Regions from separate parts of the Homo sapiens genome. Here region 2 is linked to region 1. The links are chromatin contacts, found by Hi-C or POLR2A ChIA-PET in ENCODE. All regions are on one chromosome and are shown on one strand. Each heading gives the region's core, a stretch centred on a gene start or an enhancer-like site at or near the end of the contact. The rest is flanking DNA. Distances are from core to core; before and after follow the strand shown.

The links. A loop is a pair of places that touch in the nucleus more often than their neighbours do. ChIA-PET counts read pairs that join two places held with the same protein, here RNA polymerase II (POLR2A). Pooled maps may share reads with other maps.
Region 2: a loop to region 1 is called in a map of mammary epithelial cell, with 10 times the contacts of the local background. The contact joins two enhancer-like sites. A Hi-C loop is called at or near these places in 26 of 168 maps with a recorded cell type or tissue (A673, CD8-positive, alpha-beta T cell, Caco-2 and 19 more), 8 of 37 single-sample maps with no recorded cell type and 33 of 50 pooled maps. POLR2A ChIA-PET finds 5 or more read pairs at or near these places in 5 of 52 experiments (A673, OCI-LY7, WTC11 and 2 more).

What each region holds. Positions count from the first base shown.
Region 1 is chr5:72,609,145-72,613,281 of GRCh38, reverse strand. The region is part of intron 7 of TNPO1-DT (TNPO1 divergent transcript); the gene reads left to right. Among named protein-coding and RNA genes, the nearest start is that of ZNF366, 100 kb to the right of the region's middle. Within about 2 kb of position 1,986, at least 2 of the 41 ENCODE cell types and tissues checked have a DNase peak (open chromatin) inside an H3K27ac peak, as active enhancers do.
Region 2 is chr5:72,840,875-72,845,011 of GRCh38, reverse strand. All of the region lies in intron 1 of TNPO1 (transportin 1), which reads right to left. Among named protein-coding and RNA genes, the nearest start is that of TNPO1, 26 kb to the right of the region's middle. Within about 2 kb of position 1,996, at least 4 of the 41 ENCODE cell types and tissues checked have a DNase peak (open chromatin) inside an H3K27ac peak, as active enhancers do.

The DNA of each region.
Region 1 (4,137 bases), core at 737-3,236:
ATCATGTTGTACATGATAAATATGTACAACTTTTATTTTTCAATTAAAAAATGAATCAACTTTTAAAAGGCCTATTCTCTGGTGAGTAAGCACTTTCTGCTCTTAAAGTTCATACTAATAATCTGGCAGTTTTAAAAATGCATTATAAAATAAAGTATGAGATTCTATGCTGACATTTAAGAGAAAAATTTTGATAGAAGACAGTGTCAGCACATAATATGCACTCAGTAAATACTTACTGAATGAGTGATCACAAGACAGGCTAATGTTACAGTAAACCTCCCTGTAGATGATATTATATATTTGTGGCTTTTGGAGAAGTACACGATGCACATTTGTTTTCAACTCCTGCCTTATGTTCTGACTTCTTCCAGCCTTCATAGCATGCAACCTCCAACCCTGAGAAATGTTACAGGGTAGGAGGCTTGAATTGCACATTCTTTACCGGACCCCCACATTAACTGAGATATCTTGTCCTACTTCCATTTGGCTCACTCTTCAGAAAGACTCTTTGAAAACAATTCATTTCCTCAGCCGATCATAGCTCCACAAAGAAAGGTGTGAGCTGGTTACAGAGAGTAGAAAACCAGGGCCAAGGGGCTCTTCCCCCAGAATTTGAAGTGGTGATGCCCATCCTCAAATACAGTGTGGGGACACAGAAGCCACTGCAGGCCCAAGCTGTGGCAGCAAAGTGGTTTTCTTCCCCTGCCTTTTTCTATCTCCGTAGGATAATTCTTTTGTTTGGTTTGAAGGATGGTATTCTAAATGCTAAGTACTTTCTAAAGTTAAGGACCAAATGTCAGACATCAGCCACCTGGTTTATTTGCAATTTGGCGTTATCTGCACATCTGTGAATGGGTGTCTCTCAGTACATTCCTGCTAACCATCTCTAGTCACCTTTCTCAGATCTCCTTGTTGAAACCATCAATAAATATGTCCTTCAATGGCCTCAATAGTAATGTTAGACTCTTAAAGCAAAGGTAATTTTATTTTGTAGGAATGTGCAGAGAGGAACTGGAGGAAGGAATTATTGAGTCTCACTAACTTTCCAGTGGCTTTTGAGGCTGGACGTAGAAAAGGTGCTGGGTGTTCCCCATGACTCTTCAATGATTAGTGCTCACCATGCTGTCCATCAGCAGGGGCTGAGCTAAGAGACTTTGACTCTAACTGTCCTTAAATCCCCTGGAGGCAGGAATCATCTTGTTGACCTGGCACAGAATACGGGCTCAGTTGGTCTCTTGGGTGAATAGAAGAAGGAAAGATCATGTTGACATGATGAGACTTGACCCTGTCCACCCCTACGTGGACTCACTGCACCCCTTTCCTATGGGCCAGCCATTTTCCATTTGTGAGCAGCATTAGCTTGAACCACTTATTGGGGATTAATGATTCCTCTTACTTACGGGAACCTGAGCTAGAAAATATTTGGTTCTAATGGTGTTGGCAAAGATTCAATAGATTGTATTATGATATAGATTTTCCTGTGTTGTGTCTCTTTTTTTAAGTTACAAAAAAACTGTTTTAGGCTTAAATGTATTCACCAGCCATTTAGTACTCTTAGACACACTGCATATTTAATGTTCCACTTGACTGCCTACTGAAAGAAATAAATGCATAATAAAATGCTTTGGAAAATGCTTAATTTTTCAACTGTTGATTTAATGCATAACAGTTCAATAAGGTGGTGGATCGGCCTGGTCTACAACTATTGAAAAATAGAAAAATTACCCTCACTGGAATGTTGAATCTGTGAATATTAAGTCTGTCAATGTAATTTATGACTCTGCAGGTAATATACTGGTAATTTGCATACTAATTACTATGGTGGAAGCCAAACGACTTTCATTCACTAAATTATCCTGCCTAAGTGGAAGCCAGCAACTGCCTCTCTGCGCTGGGGAGAAGCTTGTTTAGGAGGGAGGAAATGGAGCTCTGGCCAGGAGGCCTCTCAGAGCTGAAGAGGCCCCCTGCTGGCAGGCTGCAAAGCCCACAGCTTTGCCCAGAGCCCAGTGTCGGCTTCTCAGATCCAAAGCCCAGTGGATTTTCCAAGTGATTCAAATTCAGAAAACAGAAGAGTGAGGTCAAAGGAGTTCGCTCTAGGCAAAAACAATACATGTTTGTGTGTCCAGTAACAGAAACGAATAGAAATTTGAAGGCAGAAAAATAATCCGTCCCAGCTTCCTAAAAGGAATCCTTTTAACGATAGGCATCTGTTCTTTAATTCTCTCAAAAAGAGGTTTGATTTTCTTTTTGTAAATAGGAGTGTGTTTGGAGGATTGTGGGAGAATCAAATGATGTTTTAAGTGTCCTGGGTGCAGTATGCATACGAAAAGATATTCAGCCTCCTCAATCATCAGGAAAGAAAGCAAAGCAAAACACGGAGGCATAATCTTCTAGCAAAAATTAAAAAGATTGAAAGCTTTTATTATTGTCAAGGGCATGGGGAATGAGCACAGTATAAATTGGCATATCTATGAGGTGGGTAGTGTAGTAGTAGTCATCAAAATAAAAATGCACATCTTCTTTGATGCACCAATCCCACTTCAAGAAGTGTATCCTATAGAAATACAAATGTATAGTATGACCCATTTGAAATTACTGCTATTCAACCATTTTTTGATATACACAAACAGCAATTTGAAATGATTCAACTTAACACAAGGGTGTTCATTGTAGGAATTTTGTAATGATGACAGTTTAGAAAAAGTCTAAGAGTTCAGCAGGAGGAGACTGATTAAATAAGTAGTGGTACCTACGAAGCTTTTCTTAGGTAGAGCTCACCTACACTGACATGGAAAGATGAGCATGGAAGATAAAATAAACAGACCGAGTTGTGTAACATTATACATAATCCTATTTTTGTTTTTTAAAAGTGTAGCATGTGTGTATATGTATTTTGATTTGTGTATAATATAAATGTAGAAAAAGATTGGACAGCTATATCCTAATGTTTAACCATTGCTCTTTTTTTTTAAGACAGAGTCTCGCTCTGTTGCCAGACTGGAGTGCAGTGGCACGATAGCAGCTCACTGCAACCTCCGCCTCCCGGGTTCAAGCGATTCTCCTGCCTCAGCCTCCCGAGTAGCTGGGATTATAGGGGCGTGCCACCACACCCAGGAATTTTTTTTGGTATTTTTAGTAGAGACGGGGTTTCACCCTGTTGGCCAGGATGGTCTTGATCTCTTGACCTCGTGATCCGCCCACCTCGGCTTCCCAAAGTGCTGGGATTACAGGTGTGAGCCACCGCGCCCAGCCAACCGTTGCTCTCTTTAAACAGTAGGACTTGGGATAGAGTCTAGGGAAAGACTTTTTAGCCTTTTGTGTTATTTGAATTCAACATAGCCATAGCTCTTTTTACAGGTATTAAAAAACCCATAAAACAAAAGATAATGAAAATAAAGCATAAAAGTGATAGGGATTTACTCAATTAAAAAGAATGGTGAACTAAGTTTATATGCAGTAATATAATATTTGCTGTGTTTGACATATAAAGACTTTAACATATGAAACTTTTTTAAAAAGAAGGATGGGCCTATACTTTACGTATGTAAGGATATTTTAAGAGAGGTGGTAAAAATTAGGACACAGATTATATTAAAATTCACTATACCTAATTCAAATGTAGCTCAGCGGCTCACAGAGTACGCAGTGTCAAGCCAGCTATTTACTACGATCGTGGTGAGCCTCAATTTTAGAAAATGGAACTCATGAAGGCTTGAAACGGCACATAAGGACATGAAAGTCACAAATGAACAACTAGACTGGTTCACTAACTGAAGACACTATTTTATCCTTTTTTTCTTCTTTGCTACCAGTGCCTTATTGAGGTAATTTTATACACATTAAAATTCATAAATCTTAAGTGTATACTTTGATGAAGCTGGACAAATGTATTCAAGGGTATGCTGGTAAAGTGGCCCTCTGCAGAAAGACCCAAACTTGATTTGTAGCATTTGTTGGTTTGCATGGTTTAAATACTCCCACCATAGCTGATTTTAAGCTAGCGATGGTTTAACAATCGGCTTACAAAAATTCTACCCTCAGGAGTGTAAGAGACAGACTCAGCATACTACTGATGGTGTTAAATCATGTAACTATATCCCAAATCAAGAAACAGAAGGTTTTCATCACTCCACA
Region 2 (4,137 bases), core at 747-3,246, 230 kb before region 1:
AAAGTAGCCTGCAAGTGGTGAGTTACTGTGATACCATTTTGGACTTTCAGAAGACTAGAGCTTACTCATGAGTAAGTTTTTAACTTAAATTTACATAAAAATTTTGAATTTGCTACAGTTGAGAATCATGTGAAGTAAAGAAGCCAGACTGGCTGAAGAGAAAGTAAAAATATATAGCTTCTTCCTTGTTGGATAGTCTGTAAAATATAGTTTAAAAAGCAGACTGGAGATATGGACTCAACTGACCACGTTTGAATTCTAGTTCTTCCACTTAGTAGCAGTGAAAACCTGGGCAAGTTAATTAATCTAAGTCTTAGTTTCCCAACCCTAAAATGGGAATATACTAACTCTGTATGCAGATCATAGGTCCCTGGCACACAATATGTGTAATTTGAAAAATAGTAGTTTTATAGTTAAATGAATGGCTTTCTAGCATCTGCAAGATAAAATCTAACTTCTTTTCATGGAAGAAGTCTCTTCATCATCTGGTTCATCACCTTCAAAGACAATTTTATCTATGACTCAACTTCCAACTTTATGCTCCATCATCTTTTCCTGCACCTCTCCTACCTCTGAGCCTTTGCATAGGGATTTCCTGCTGGGAATGCCCTCCTTAAACCTGACCAATTGGCAAACTCCTTCTCACTCTTTAGAGCTACCCTCATTCACTGATTTTCCAAATATTTATTGAGAGTCTTTCTTGGCACTATGATTGATACTGGATACTATTTCTCTTCTGTGTCATTATTCCAAGATCTCCTCACAAGACTTAAGTGTATTTTTCATTACAGATCTATGGTTTATAGCTATTTCCATTCTAGAAACTGTCATATTGTATTATAATTATTTCTAGGTCTGTCCTGGCAATAGATCACAAGTTCCTTGAGAGCAGGGACAGTGTCTTTTCACTCTCTTTGCCTGGCAGAGTCCGATTCAACAAATACTTGTTGAATAAACGCTATTGTTGTTGCTATTAATTCAACTGAGTAACTATTAAGTAGAACTACCATGTGCTCAGTGAATTTTGGAGATTCAAAGATAAGTAAAATATAGTTTGTTTTTATCCTCACTAAGTTCTCATTTGGTGAGAGAGGCAGATGACCTGTCAATGAATAAAGTATATGGTAAAGTACAATAGGAAAAGAGAGAAAAGCAAATACATTCCACCAGGAGACAGAGATGCATTTTCCCCCCATCTGGTTCAATTAAAATTTTTTCCATCTAATTTCAACTAAATTCAAAGTTAGATGTTTCTATCTATATGCTGAATCACTATGAATGTGAGAAATGTTGCTATTAGTGACGTCATTTCCCAAAATGGTAAACAACTCTTGGTAGAGATCCAAACAAAACAAGGTACAATTGTCCTTCAATAACATAGTAGTTTTTTGTTTTTTGGGTTTGTTTTTTTTTTTTTTGAGACGGAATCTTGCTCTGTCACCCAGGCTGGAGTGCAGTGGTGCGATCTCGGCTCACTGCAACGTCCGCCTCTCAGGTTCAAACAATTCTCCTGCCTCAGCCTCCCGAGTAGCTGGGATTACAGGTGTGTGCTAGCACGCTCGGTTAATTTTTGAATTTTTAGCAGAGACAGGGTTTCACCATGTTGTCCAGGCTGGTCTGGAACTCCTGACCTCAAGTGATCTGCCCGCCTCAGCCTCCTAAAGTGCTGGGATTACAGGCGTGAGCCACCCTGCCTGGCCATAGTTTTTATTCCTAGAAAATTCAACATATATTAAAACTCTGCAAAAAGTTCCACATGTATATGTAAAATTGAGTTAGGCTCTTGGCTCTGATATCTATAAACAGATTTCTTACACCTTTGTGACTATCTAACAAGACATTTACAAGTCATACAAAGCTAGGACAATTCTTCATGGTGAACATCTAGCACTCTCAGCCCTGCCCAGTAAATGACAAGAGCACCTCCCAGTCACTAGGACACCTCCAGAGAGCAGCACTGCCTCAGTGGAGAATGACTATGGTAAATGACTAAGGGCTGTGAAAACATTATGCTAACCCAGTTAGGAGGTCAAGAAAGGACTTCCTTGAGGAAGTGACTCTTTATCAGAAATCTAACAGGAATTATCAAAAAGCAAAAGTGAGGCTAGGAGGACCTCATAGATGATGTTAAGAAGCTTGGACTATCTTAAGGATAATACAAAGCTTGTGAAAGGGGTTTAAATTGATAAAAAACATGATCAAAGTCTGGAAAAGAATTAATCCTCCTAGACATGGGGAAGGAGAGGTTCATCTTTTGTTCTATAGCTTTAATATTAGGTTAATTTTTAGAATGTGTCATATTTCAATAAAAATGATTTTTAAAACCCATCAGTTTGCAATGAGGGCAGGAGGAGCCATAGGAAGACCTAACTGTCCAATCTGCATATAAAATGGAATTCCAGTTTGTTAGGGGAAGGGCAGTCCTGTTTCACAGAGAGCCAAGATGCTACCAAAAACTCTGGTACTTAAATATTGAAGACTTAAACACATGCACTATTTTGTTAGTAATAGTGATAGCTAATATTTTTGAGTGCCAAGCAGTGTTCTAAGCACTTCACAACTCTATGATGCTGCTCTATTAATTACATTTTACAAATAAGTACATTGAGGCACAGAGAAGTTACTTGCCTAAGGTTGGTCAGCTAGTAAATGCCAAAGCCATGATTCAAACCCAACTAATCTGGCTCCAGTGTCCAGTCTGGAAGCCCCTGATATACTGCCTTTCCAAAAGAAACATCAATCTCCATAAACTGGGAAACTACTCATAAATACAACCATGTGCATACGAAAGAACATATATTTTGATACCTTTGTGGTGAGGTAAAAGAGAAAAGTAAAATCACACTTCACCATCATAAAAGTCATAATAGATCTAAAAAACCAGTAGTATGTATATAGTATGACAATATAATAAAAATGAGGTATTCTCATAGCATTGAGTAAATGAGTTAAAAACATTCTAAATATAATCTTCACAACACCCCTCTGTTGTAAGTAGGTAGCAAGTATTATTTTTATTTGACAAGCAGATAAATCAAAACAGCTTAAGAAATTTGCTGAATCATTTGCTGAATGTGAATCAGATATGTAGACTTCCACAGAAAATCTCTCTTATACTGTTTTTTTTTTTTACAGAAAAATGCTATGATGAGCAAGGAGAAAAAAAATCAGAGCTATCCAATGATCTAAAAAGAGCATGCTATTTAAAGAATACAATTATTTAATAAAACTTTCATGAGAAATTGAACCAAAGTTCAGGTATGAAGGGAAAGAAGGAAAAGTTTACAGGCACCTAATGATGAATCAAAACGTTGACAAACTTGTTAAATTATAGCTATCAGTGGAACTAGAAAGTCCTTTAAGAAAGTCTATAGGCTGGGCGCGGTGGCTCATTCCTGTAATCCCAGCACTTTGGGAAGCCGAGGCGGGCGGATCACAAGGTCATGAGTTCGAGACCTGGTGAAACCCCGTCTCTACTAAAAAAATACAAAAATTAGCCAGGCGTGGTGGCATGCCCCTGTAATCTCAGCTACTTAGGAGGCTGAGGCATGAGAATTGCTTGAACCTGGGAGGTGGAAAAAAAAGTCTATAATGAGCCGGGCGCGGTGGCTCACGCCTGTATTCCAGCACTTTGGGAGGCTGAGGCGGGTGGATCGCCTGAGGTCAGGAGTTCGAGACCAGCCTGGCCAACATGGTGAAACCCCATCTCTACTAAAAATACAAAACATTAGCTGGGTGTGGTAGCGGGCGCCTGTAATCCCTACTAGGGAGGCTGAGGCAGGAGAATCTCTTGAACCAAGGAGGTGGAGCTTGCAGTGAGCCAAGATTGTGCCATTGCACTCCAGCCTGGGCAACAAGAGGGAAATTCGGTCTCCAAAAAAAAAAAAAAAAAGAGAGAGAGTCTAAAACCAGAGGTTATGGATCAAGAAGGAAGAGAAAAAAATGCAAAACTAACTGTTGAGCTCATATTAGTTACGGAAATGAGCTCAACTAGATTAGAAGGACAGGGACCATAACTCATGTTACACAGTGCTAGGCACATGGGGTTTAAATCATCCTCGATTGAGACTGATGGGTAAATCATCTAGTTCACCACTTGAAAATAGGCTAAGACGTTAAAATTTTAACTTTCTGGCA